Linked DNA regions of Homo sapiens: region 2 is linked to region 1. Evidence: read pairs that join two places in POLR2A ChIA-PET (ENCODE). Cell type or tissue: GM12878. All regions are shown on one strand. Links, peaks and the distances in the headings refer to the core of each region. The heading gives the core; the rest is flanking DNA.

What was found. ChIA-PET counts read pairs that join two places held together with the same protein. Peaks named below come from ENCODE experiments on the same cell type or tissue, not always from the same donor. Only the 100,000 strongest peaks of a DNase experiment are listed, where the experiment ranks them.
Region 2: POLR2A ChIA-PET joins it to region 1 with 5 read pairs; 2 of 35 experiments call an interaction of 5 or more read pairs at or near these places.

What each region holds. Positions count from the first base shown.
Region 1 is chr7:142,835,911-142,841,363 of GRCh38, reverse strand. No RefSeq gene overlaps it. Among named protein-coding and RNA genes, the nearest start is that of EPHB6, 16 kb to the left of the region's middle. RefSeq lists a cis regulatory region at 2,190-2,891. In GM12878, for the core only: no CTCF peak of the experiment used is centred there; no DNase peak of the experiment used is centred there.
Region 2 is chr7:142,580,763-142,586,215 of GRCh38, reverse strand. It overlaps TRB and TRBV12-5. Among named protein-coding and RNA genes, the nearest start is that of MIR11400, 110 kb to the right of the region's middle. In GM12878, for the core only: no CTCF peak of the experiment used is centred there; DNase peaks (open chromatin) are centred at 2,565 and 4,658.

The sequences.
Region 1 (5,453 bases), core at 691-4,690:
CCTGTTATTTTAGTAGCATGAGGAGCTCCAAATGCCAGAAGGCAATCTCAGCTTCCCATTTAATAGAACAATGACTTTATTTCTTAGAGGAAAAATTTCTCCCTTGGATAGAAATTAGTACAAGGTATGGGAAAGGAAGCAAAATTCCTTAAGTGGTCCACTTAAGGTGTGATAGGAAGAATCTATCCCTATCTCCACTCTTTGTTTCCTGGGCCTGAGTGTTCTGGCAATGAGCGATAAAGCAATATATTGTCCACTAGGTTAGGGCATATAACACTACTATAGAACAGTGCCCCAACCTCTCAGAGGGTGGTCTCCTCACTGACCCATTGGCAGGCCATTCTGTCTTTCTACCAATCAAGCTGCTTCTAGGTGGTGTGGCACATGATAAAACCAGATAATTCTATGTGCGTAAGTCTACGTCTACACTTACAACACCATAAAATATGTTCTTTGGTCAGAGATGATGTCAAAATGATGAATAAGTCATTCAATAAGTCCAAGAATGATGGTGCTGACAGAAACATTGTGGGTAAGGAAGGAAAATTCTTCTTGAGAATATGTACATACTCCTGTGAAATTAAGTTATGTCTCCCTAATGATAGATAGATAGAAGGGATTCAAAGTAATCAGGCTTCTGGGAGATCTCCTTAAACACCTGAGAATGGTGCTATGATGGGGACTAAACTTTAGTATCTCCTTTTGCTGGTGCTGATAACCTCCTATTAGCCTTGCAAAGGAAGTCCATGTAACTGAGCCCATGTAGCACTTCCATTGATGTCTTTGGAGCGGCCTTGCACATGGGCTCATGGAGAAAGTCCCGGGATGGAGCATCCATTCACTTTCTCACTAAGATCATTCATCCTCCTTAGCATGCTATTTCTTCCTAAAAAATTTTATTTTCTTCCTTAAGATATTCTAGCAGAATGCTCTTACTTCTTGTTCTAATATGAACTTCTTATTCCCTGGTTTTACCACAGAACCAACATCCTGGCCATCCTGAGATTTAATTTTACTGAATTTTGGAGTTTGTTTCACTGTACTTTGATTTCTTATCTTCAGCTTTTTTTCCCTTAGGACTACATTTTTTGTGTGTGCTGGAATTCATATTTTAATACACTTTATAGAAAAACTTTCATCTCTGTCTGTATTAAATGACTTTATTCTATCTTAATGCTTTATTAATATTTTGGTTAGTTATAGTATTTGAGATGTAAAACATTTTCTTTTATAGTCTGACTGAAGTCCTGACTTCATTTACTTCTAGTACTTAATGTTGCTGGTATGAAGTCAGCTGCCAATCTGATTCAATTCTGCCCATGATAATTTGTTTTATTTATTTTTTCTGCAGTTTGTAGGGTTTTCTTTTTATCATTTCTATTCTGAAGTTGTATAAGAATATGTAAAAAATATTTATCTACTGTGCTTACCTTTCCCCTGACTGCTTTTCATCCTTTTTTTTTGTTTGTGATTTATATGTTTTCTATTAATAGCTTTTCTCCTGAAATTATCATTTAAGCAATAATTTTTAACTTATGTCAACTGTCCCTTATTCTTTTTCTTTTTCATTTTACTCTTTTTTTAAATAAATAAATATAACGTTTTCTCAATTTTTTTTTTTTTGAGTTGGAATTTTGCTCTGTTGCCCAGGCTGGAGTGCAGTGGCACGACCTCAGTTCATGGCAACCTCCACCTCCTGGGTTCCAGTAATTCTCCTACCTCACCCTCCCAAGTAGCTGGGATTGCAGGCATGCGCCACCAAGCCTGGCTAATTTTTTTTTTTTTTTTGTATTTAGTAGAGATGGGGTTTCACCATGTTGATCAGGCTGATTTTAAACTCCTGACCTTAGGTGATCCGCCTGACTCCGCCTCCCAAAGTGCTGAGATTATAGGTGTGAGCCACTTCACCCAGCCTCAAAATTTTAAAAAAGAAAAATTAGACTTATAATTCAATTAAAGTTTTTGTCTTTTCCTAAAATTATATATGTTTCCTCTGGGGTCAATATTCTGTTTAATTATCTTGGTGTTTCTCTTTTATTTTGCTATATTAGTAAGAATAATTAATGCTACCTGCTATTACAAATAATCTCAAAATTCTTAGTGCCTTAATCCAATGTAAGTTTTCTTGTTTTGCTTTCACCTCACATAAAGGCCAATGCGTATCATCCTGGTCAGAGAGTTCTCCGGGGCAACTTTCCTATAAGGGATGACTCAGAGATGCAGAGCACCACTACTCTAGGATTCCCATTATTGCTGCAAAAAGTGAGAGAGGAGTATCACATGTAGGAGATTTTGTGTTTCTGGCCAAACCTGGGTGGCTTATGTTTCTACTGCATTCCCCTGTTTAGAATTGGTCATCAGGCCCAATCTAGATGTAAGGATACTGGGAAATGTAGTTTTTCTGTACTCCCCAGAGGATGATAAAATGGCTTGATAAATCTATAGAATTGTCTTTGCCAGAGCCTTTTGCTTTTCTTTTTAATCAAATGTCTGCTGATACTCAGTTGTCCGAGATGATTATGAATTTAGAAATGTTGATTATTACCTGTAACTGACTAACATTTCTTCTGATAGTAGTTTCCTTTTCCCTGCATACAAAGACTGCAAGATTTCTGTTTGTGGGTGTGGTATGTGGACAGGCAGGCTGTACTCTAAGATAAGCAAGCTGGCAGCCTGTACTCTGAAAGCCATTGCCCATCCTAGGCTGATAGTTCATTCAGCTTCACTTTATAGGCACTTTCCTTACACATACTCATGTGTGCGATGTGTGACTCAGCAGCCATTGGACATACAGTTCTTCAATCAGTTGTCTTACTTTAAGCACTTTCTCATGCTTTGACTACATCTCTAAGGGCTTATAGAATGCTATAAAAATGACCCTGCCTCACCTGCTGCTTTCTCTTCTACCTCTATTGAGCTAGTCTCTTTTCGCTCTGATTTACATTAAATCACCTTGGCCATATCCATCTCCGGTCTTTGAGAAACTCATAAAATCTTATTTATTTATTTATTGTTATTTTTTTGAGACGGATTCTCGCTCTGTCACCCAGGCTGGAGTGCAGTGGCGCAATCTCGGCTCATGGCAAGCTCCGCCTCCTGGGTTCAAGGGATTCTCCTGACTCAGCCTCCCGAGTAGCTGGGACTACAGGTGCCCACCACCACGACTGGTTAATTTTTTTGTATTTTTATTAGAGACAGGGTTTCACTGTGTTAGCCAGGATGGTCTCAATCTCCTGACCTCATGATCTGCCTGCCTCGGCCTTAAAATCTTATTTTGTTAATATTCTCCATCCAGTATTTGACAATTATGTTCTTTTCTTCTCTTTTATACTTTTTCCTATAACATATTTCTATACTTTATTGCTTTTATTTTGGAGTGAGGGGAGATAAATGAGTTTTTCTCAATCTATGACTTTGAACTTAAATTTTTCACTTAGCGTAATATGATGTTTCATGCCAATAAAACTATTTTGCATATCATTAAATAATATTCTAAAGTAAGTTTTGAAATATAAAAGATATTCCATTTTATAATTTACTATAATTTACCTACTCATTTCCTCTGATTGAATATTTAAGTTATTTCAGTATTTTCTTTCTTTCTCTTTCTTTCTTTCTTTCTTTCTTTCTTTCTTTCTTTCTTTCTTTCTTCCTTCCTTCCTTCCTTCTTCTCTCTCTCTTTCTTTCTCTTTCTTTCTTTCTTTCTTTCTTTCTTTCTTTCTTTCTTTCTTTCTTTCTTTCTTTCTTTCTTTCTTTCTTTCTTTTTTTTTGAAGGAGTCTTGCTCTGTCACCCAGGCTGGAGTGTTGTGGCATGATCTCGGCTCACTGCAACCTCTGCCTCCTGGGTTCAAGTGATTCTCCTGCCTCAGCCTCCCAAGTAGCTGGGATTACAGGCATGCACCATCACGTCCAGCTAATTTTTATATTTTTAGTAGAGACAGGGTTTCACCATGTTGGCCAGACTGGTCTTGAACCCCTGACCTCAGGTGATCCACCTGCCTCGGCCTCCCAAGGTGCTGGATTACAGGCGTGAGCCATCACGCCCAGCCAGTATTGTTTTTCACAATTAAAAAACTCTGCAGTGGATATTCTTGTACTTGAGGTGTTAGATGTCTAATTATTTTCTTGGATCAAATTCTTTGAAGCAAATTTGCCAAGTCAGAAAATATTTGCTTTTTTATGACTTCATGTACGTATAGCAAATTGCTCTACAGAAATACACACCCTACTGTCTCACAGGCCATCAGCAGTAGGCATTAGCATTTTAAAAAATCATTAACAATTTATTTATATACCAGTAGCACTTACTAACTGGGTGCCCTGGTTGACTCAACTGTAAAACATGGTCTAAGTCTTGGGCTGTTGTAAAGATTAAACATATACTTCATACATGCCTATCATAAACTAAATATACAGTACATTTTATTTTTAAAATGATAAATTATTTTTAAAATGAACCACCTGCCTGTATCTCAGGTTGGTTGGGAGGATTATATTAGATAATATATGTAAAAATACACAGAAGTGGCATATAAGTAGAATATAATTGTTAAGTATTATTATCCTTTCTCCCAATAAAGGCCTCTTAAATGCGAGAGTAACCTAAATCCCAAGACTCTGGCTAGGACACAGTGACAGCAAGCAAATCATGTGGACAGCATCTAAGCTTCGGGGCAGGTGGTCTGATTGACCCATTACTGAAGATCAAAGAGAACAACAAAGGATTGACCTCAGGGAATTTACTTCTCCTTGGCCAAGCATTCAGATTTCCTTTTCATTACAGATTCAGCTGAGCATCTGCGTGTAAGCAATTTATCCATAAGACTGCTGTCCTCTCTTTCCTGTACACCATCACTGTGGCTAAGTGATTTTCTACTCACCCCCCACTCCCACTGTGTCTATATATGAATATGACAAAGGTACACAGAGGCCAGATTTCTGGTCTACTCAAGAGCTCTGAGGATTTTTATCTCAAGCTGGCAGGGAGGAAGGACAGAGCTTTGAAAAGAATAAAGTGAGCAGAAGTAGGGTGATATTGTGGGTAAAGGGATAATCTTGGATATGGAAAGGTGAAAGTAAAATTAAAAAATTAGGTCCAGAAATTGGAGGAAAATGGAGAACTTGGGTTGAATAAGTGGATTGATTCAGCTGTGCCTCCATTTTGACCTTTTCTGTGACCTCAAGATCTTTGGGATAAAATATTGACTACATGGATAATTTTATATTAAAAGCCTTATTTTTTTCCTCCTTTCTTCTTTCTTCCTCTGATTTTTGTGTCCTGAAGTCCACCCTAGCCAGTTAAATGAAGCCATAGTTTTCCATTGACGTCCAGTCTAAAATTCATTTGATTAGGAATATGTTTCACTAGACTCACTCCAGCTGTCCTTGTGTCTTACTTAGTTTCCTACATCTGTGACCCAGAATAAACTCTGAACATCCTCCATGTATTGCTT
Region 2 (5,453 bases), core at 977-4,976, 260 kb after region 1:
CCAGGTGTCATCAGGACCGTATTCCCCCTGGAGGCTATAGGAGAGGATTCGTTCCTTGCCTCTGTTTCTAGTGGCTGCCTCACTCCTTGGCTTGTGTTCACCTCACTCTAATCTCTTCTCCTGTGGTCACATTGCCTTCTCTTCTCCATTTGTGTCTGATCTCCCCCTGGCTATCTCTTATAAGGACACATGTAATTGCATTGAGGGCCACCAGGCTAATCCAAAATAATCTCCTTATCTCCAGATCCTTAACTTCATCACATCTGTAAAGTCTACTCTCACCATCTAAGGTAACAGAGGCAGATCCCAGGGATTAGGATGTGAATGTCTTTGTGGGGAGGGGTATTACTCAGCCAGCCACACAATACAAAATCTGGCTTTTGGAAATTCTCACAGGTATCATTTTCCTGCAATAGTAATGCATCAACTTTAATCTTTTGTACTTAAATCTGACATGGACATTCTCTTCACAATGGAGCCTCAATATTTGCCTCCTCACAAAACTAGCTTTGGTGGAGTCTGTGTGGCCCAGCGTGCTTGGGATTGTGCACAAAGGAGACTACAGAGGGAGCCCCTGTCTCAGAGAATCATCAGAGAAGCTCTAGTGATGGGCTTCTGAATGATGGGCTTCTGCTCAGCCTCCCTCACCACCCCTCCACCTCACCACGTTTAGGATGCAGTGAAGCAGAGGTCAAGAGGAAGAAGAGGTTGATTCTAGGTCTAACTGAGAGCTCCAAGACTGGGGAGTAAGGACAACTAACAGCAGCTTCACAAATTGGCTTGATAGGGACTCAGGTGACCCAAAGCTGGAGAATTGATGTCCTGTGGCTATAACAATACTACCAAGTGACTTTATATCCTTCATCCAACACCCACTAGTGCTAACATCACACAAACTAAGAATTTGACATTGGCACAACTAAGCTAGACTGTACTCAGATTTCCCCAGTTTTTCTAATAATGACCTTTTCCTGCCCTAGCACCTAATCCAGGATCCCATACTGCATTTAAGTGTCATATCTTCTTAGTGTTCTTCAATTTGTGACAGCTCTTTCCTTGTTTTTAACGATATTGACATTTGAAGATTACTGGTCAGGTGTTTTGTAGAATCTCTTTCAGTTTGGATTTGTTTGATGCTTTCTCATTATTAGACAGGAATTATAGATTTGGGGGAGGAATATTACAGATATGTAGTCACATGATAACATCACAACATTGCATCATAAGAGAATGCACATGAGGTTAACAAGACTTATTATGGGTCATGTTTATTTACTTTGGTCACTCGGTTACCATTTTTCTATTTCCCATGTCTGTTCATTAGAGGCAGGCCACTGAATCCAGGAGAGGGGAATCTAGAGGGATGAGTATAAAAGAATGTGTGGGCATATGTTAAAACCACCATATTAATTAATATTTTGGGGATGACACTTTGTGACTGTACAAATGATCCATTTCTTCTTAATTAGTTATTAAAGTTATTAGTTATTAATTAGTAATTAAAATTAGCTACACCCACTAATTTTAGCACTCACTATTGGGTTTTATGTGTGGCAGTTACTCACAGTGGTGTTGTCACAGTGACTTTTCTATTTCCCTCTGTTTCTTCTACATATGCAATTTGGAATTCTTCAGTAAGAGATTGTCCTTTCTCACATTTTTTATTATTTATTTATTTATTTAATCGTTTCATTCTCAGTGTGAACTTGTGAATTTTCTTTTACAAATTGTTCCAGCCTTAGTCATTGGGGAAGCTCTTTCAGATTGATTCCTCTGTCCTTTTGAGATATGTCCCATCCTTTTTTTTTTTTTTTTTTTTTTGGAAAACCTCATTACAACATTCTTGTATTTTTTACCTCAGGGTCCTAGAACCACCTTTCATTTTTTTTTAATTGGAGAATAATATTTGGCAACAAACATCTGTGCACTAGTGGTCTTCTAAGTGGACAGAAGTATGAAATACATGTATATATACCAACCCATTATTCACACAGGTATGTATTCATTTCTTTACCATTGTATCTATACGTTTAAAAACAATAAATTCATACTGATATCTCCGAACAGGTATTCTTGTACATTAGAAATATTCTTTAGTTTTGCTCTGAGACTTAAGTTACTTGGAAACAGTTTGATATTTTGAAGTCTCACCCACATAGGCCAGGAGCCAAATGTGGCTTATTTAGTGAAGGGCTTATTTTGCTTTTATACTGAGGCATAAGTCATCTGAAACCTCTACTGATTGACCCATGAATTATTAAGTTTCCCATTCTCAATGCAAAAATATACATATACATATATATATGAGAGTAATATATGTATATATTACTCTCAGCCCTTTGTGAGCTCCAGGCATTGTTTCCTCTAATCTTGCTGAGTGGCTCTTTCTCCAACCTTAGGGAGTTTCCTCACACATGTACTGCTTACAGCACAGCTGAAGGGTTAAGGGAGACCCTAGGAAGGTCTCCAGGATTCTCTCTGTGCAGCAATCGCCTTTTCAATGGCCTGTCATGTGAAATCTAGCTGCTTTGATCTTGTATTTCCAACTCTGACTCAGCTCAGTGAGATCACCCAGCTCTGCTTGGATTCCTCTTTCTGGCCCAGGGCCTGGAAACTCCCTCCAGGTATTAAGACAGTCATAGTTCTCAGCTTGGTTGTTTCCATCTCTCAGAGATCACTGTCTTCTGTTGCCTACTTCCAATGTCTTGACAACCGTTATTCCACATGTTGTGTGAATGTGTGTGTGCAGGGGGACAGGGTGGGGGTTGGGGTGTTAGCTGTTTCAAGCAAGAAGTTAAATCTAATTCCCGTTAATCTATCTTGGTTGGAAGCAGAAGTTTACTCCAGAACCGTATTGAATCTCTTAATGCCAGGGTCTCCAAGGGTTTTAATGGTTATGGACCTTTTTGTCAGTTTTTGGGTATATGGTGTACATTCCATGCAGAGTATATTTCATTCCAAACACATGTGAGACACAGTCTGAAGATTCAATTTTTCTCTCCTAACTTTTCCTTTTTATCTATCACCCAAAGGCCTGACCAAACATCCAGTTTCCAATTATGTTTCTGGGTCTTTGGGGTGTAATACTTTTACTTTATAAAGCCTGGGAGCATTTTGAAGCTCCAGGATTAAGGCAAGCAATGTAATTCTGGCTGTTTTCTGTCATCTCTTTCATATGGACATTAAAATCCCAGCTCCAGCTGTGAGGCCTATACCGCTCTGAAAACTTACAGGTCTTTATAATTTTAAATTCCCCTTAATACTCTGCCTATAAGCTCTCGCTTTTTTTTTTTTTTTTTTACATAGTAAATTCCTTTTTCTTTTTAGTTTGTTTGTATATTGTTTTATAGCAGTGGTGTTGTTTTAAATTTTGATGGTAAATAGTGTATCAAATTTAAAAAGCAAAAATTTTAAACAAAGACAAAGCTAATCATGTTCTTTCTGCTCTTTCTATATTTTATCTCTCCAAATAACCAGCAAAATATATCACAACTTTTTTTCTTCCTTACCCAAGCATATAAAACTATATATAAACTTAACAGGGATATTTATTGATTTATTTTTTCTTAAATAATTTTATGTGCCATGGATTATTTTGAAAATATTTTCCCCTTGGAAGTTCATCTTTATCATTCCTACAAGAGAATGGATAAATATGCCTATTCGGCATTCTTTTAACTTTTTTGTACGTATGAAGTGAAGTGCGCACACACATAAAAGTGATAGAATCATACATTCTGGGTGCATAACTTTTTTTAGTACTTCTATAATTGTCAAAAGTATAACTATAATTGAAAGATGAAACTGATGAACTCATTAAAAGGTAACAAATTATTTTAATAGAAGAAAAGTATATAATTTTATATGCATAGAGGGACTTACAGACCTCAAGACACACTGTATCGTTATAATACTGCTTGACAAGGGTAAGGGACATTTTATGTTCTCTGTGTCATTGAAAGGGGCACAGAGTAGGCCCCATTTTATTTTCCAGGTAAGAAACAGAAAAAGAAAAGAGCTGAAGACATATGCAAAATTTCACAATCACCTTGGAACACATAGTCTAAGTCAGATAAGGAATATAGTACATGAGGAGATGATATATGGTGCAATATTTGCAGGAGAAGTCAATTAGTGGTCCTGATGGGGTTGAAGAATTGCTGCAGAAGTAGTACCAGAGATGAAAAGAGAAGCCCGCATGAGACAATGGGATGCTTGAGGAAACTATTTGGGGGTAATTCAAATAATTTGTCATTGGAATCTAGAAAAAGAAAGTGGAAATGAATATCTGACACAAGGTGAAGGAAATGATCATTTGAAGTGAGCAAGTGAAAAAACTGGGAAGCCAATATTGATGTTGGAAGTCATCAAAGATGTTGAAAGTTTTAAGGTAGAAGAGAAAAGAAATGGCAAAGAAGCCATAACGGAAAGCAGCAAAGGAGATAAGCATCCATGTGCAATGGCTGCACAGTTTTAAGCTCACTCAATCACTTGAAAGCTCCAGTCTGTGACACTCGCCCTCAAACTTGGACTCAGGCACCCTTGTGAGAAGTATGTGTGGAATCCCAGGAACCATCACACCCACTGACTTCCTACCAAAAGTTTCCTAACGTGATGTGTCCTTATGACCTGTTCTTGCCTTGCCTAGGGACATGTGGAACACGAAACCTATGTACTTCCTGTGCTAGGGGAGGAGCAAGAAAGGCTGCTGAGAGCTGCTGGGTACTGGAGGAGAAGAGGAAGCACCAGGGTTTCTGCACAGGGAGCAGGTGATTCTGCAGCGCTGTGACCAAACCACTAGCACAAAAATACACAGCTGAGTCCCTGGGTTCTGAGGGCTGGATCTTCAGAGTGGCTAAAGTTGCATCAGGCATCTCTGCTGAGAATCGATCCTTCGGCATCCCCGAATCATCTAGAGGAGCCCGGTTGCGGAAGTAAGCCAGCAACTCCAGTCCTTGCATCATGGTCTGTCTGTACCAGAAAACAGTATTGTGGCCTAAAATTGGCTGACATCTCATTGTTACTTCTTGTCCCATCTCTGTCACCTTGTGCCTTGGTGTCTGGGTGACTCTAGCATCTATAAGCTCTGTGAAAAGAGATAGAATTTGGGGACAGAATAAGAAACATAATTGGAATCATAACTGGCAATATCCAAAAATGCAGGTGCTTTATTTGTGGGGACTCACCTTCTCCCAGGAGACAAAGAACCACACAGCAGAGGAGCCTGGTGGCCATGGCAGGGTGGGGCAGGTGGAGCCTTCACCTAGATGAGGCCCTTGTGGGCACGAATACAGGAGCTGAGGATTCTAGACCTCTCACCCAGAGTAAAAGGGGGACTGTCAGTGACATCACCATCTCTGTCCCTGCTCAAAGGACCTTCCTCCAAAGGTGAATGCTAAGTCTGTACAGAAGATTGACTGAAATAAATTACAATTACTCTGGGATGTGTTTGG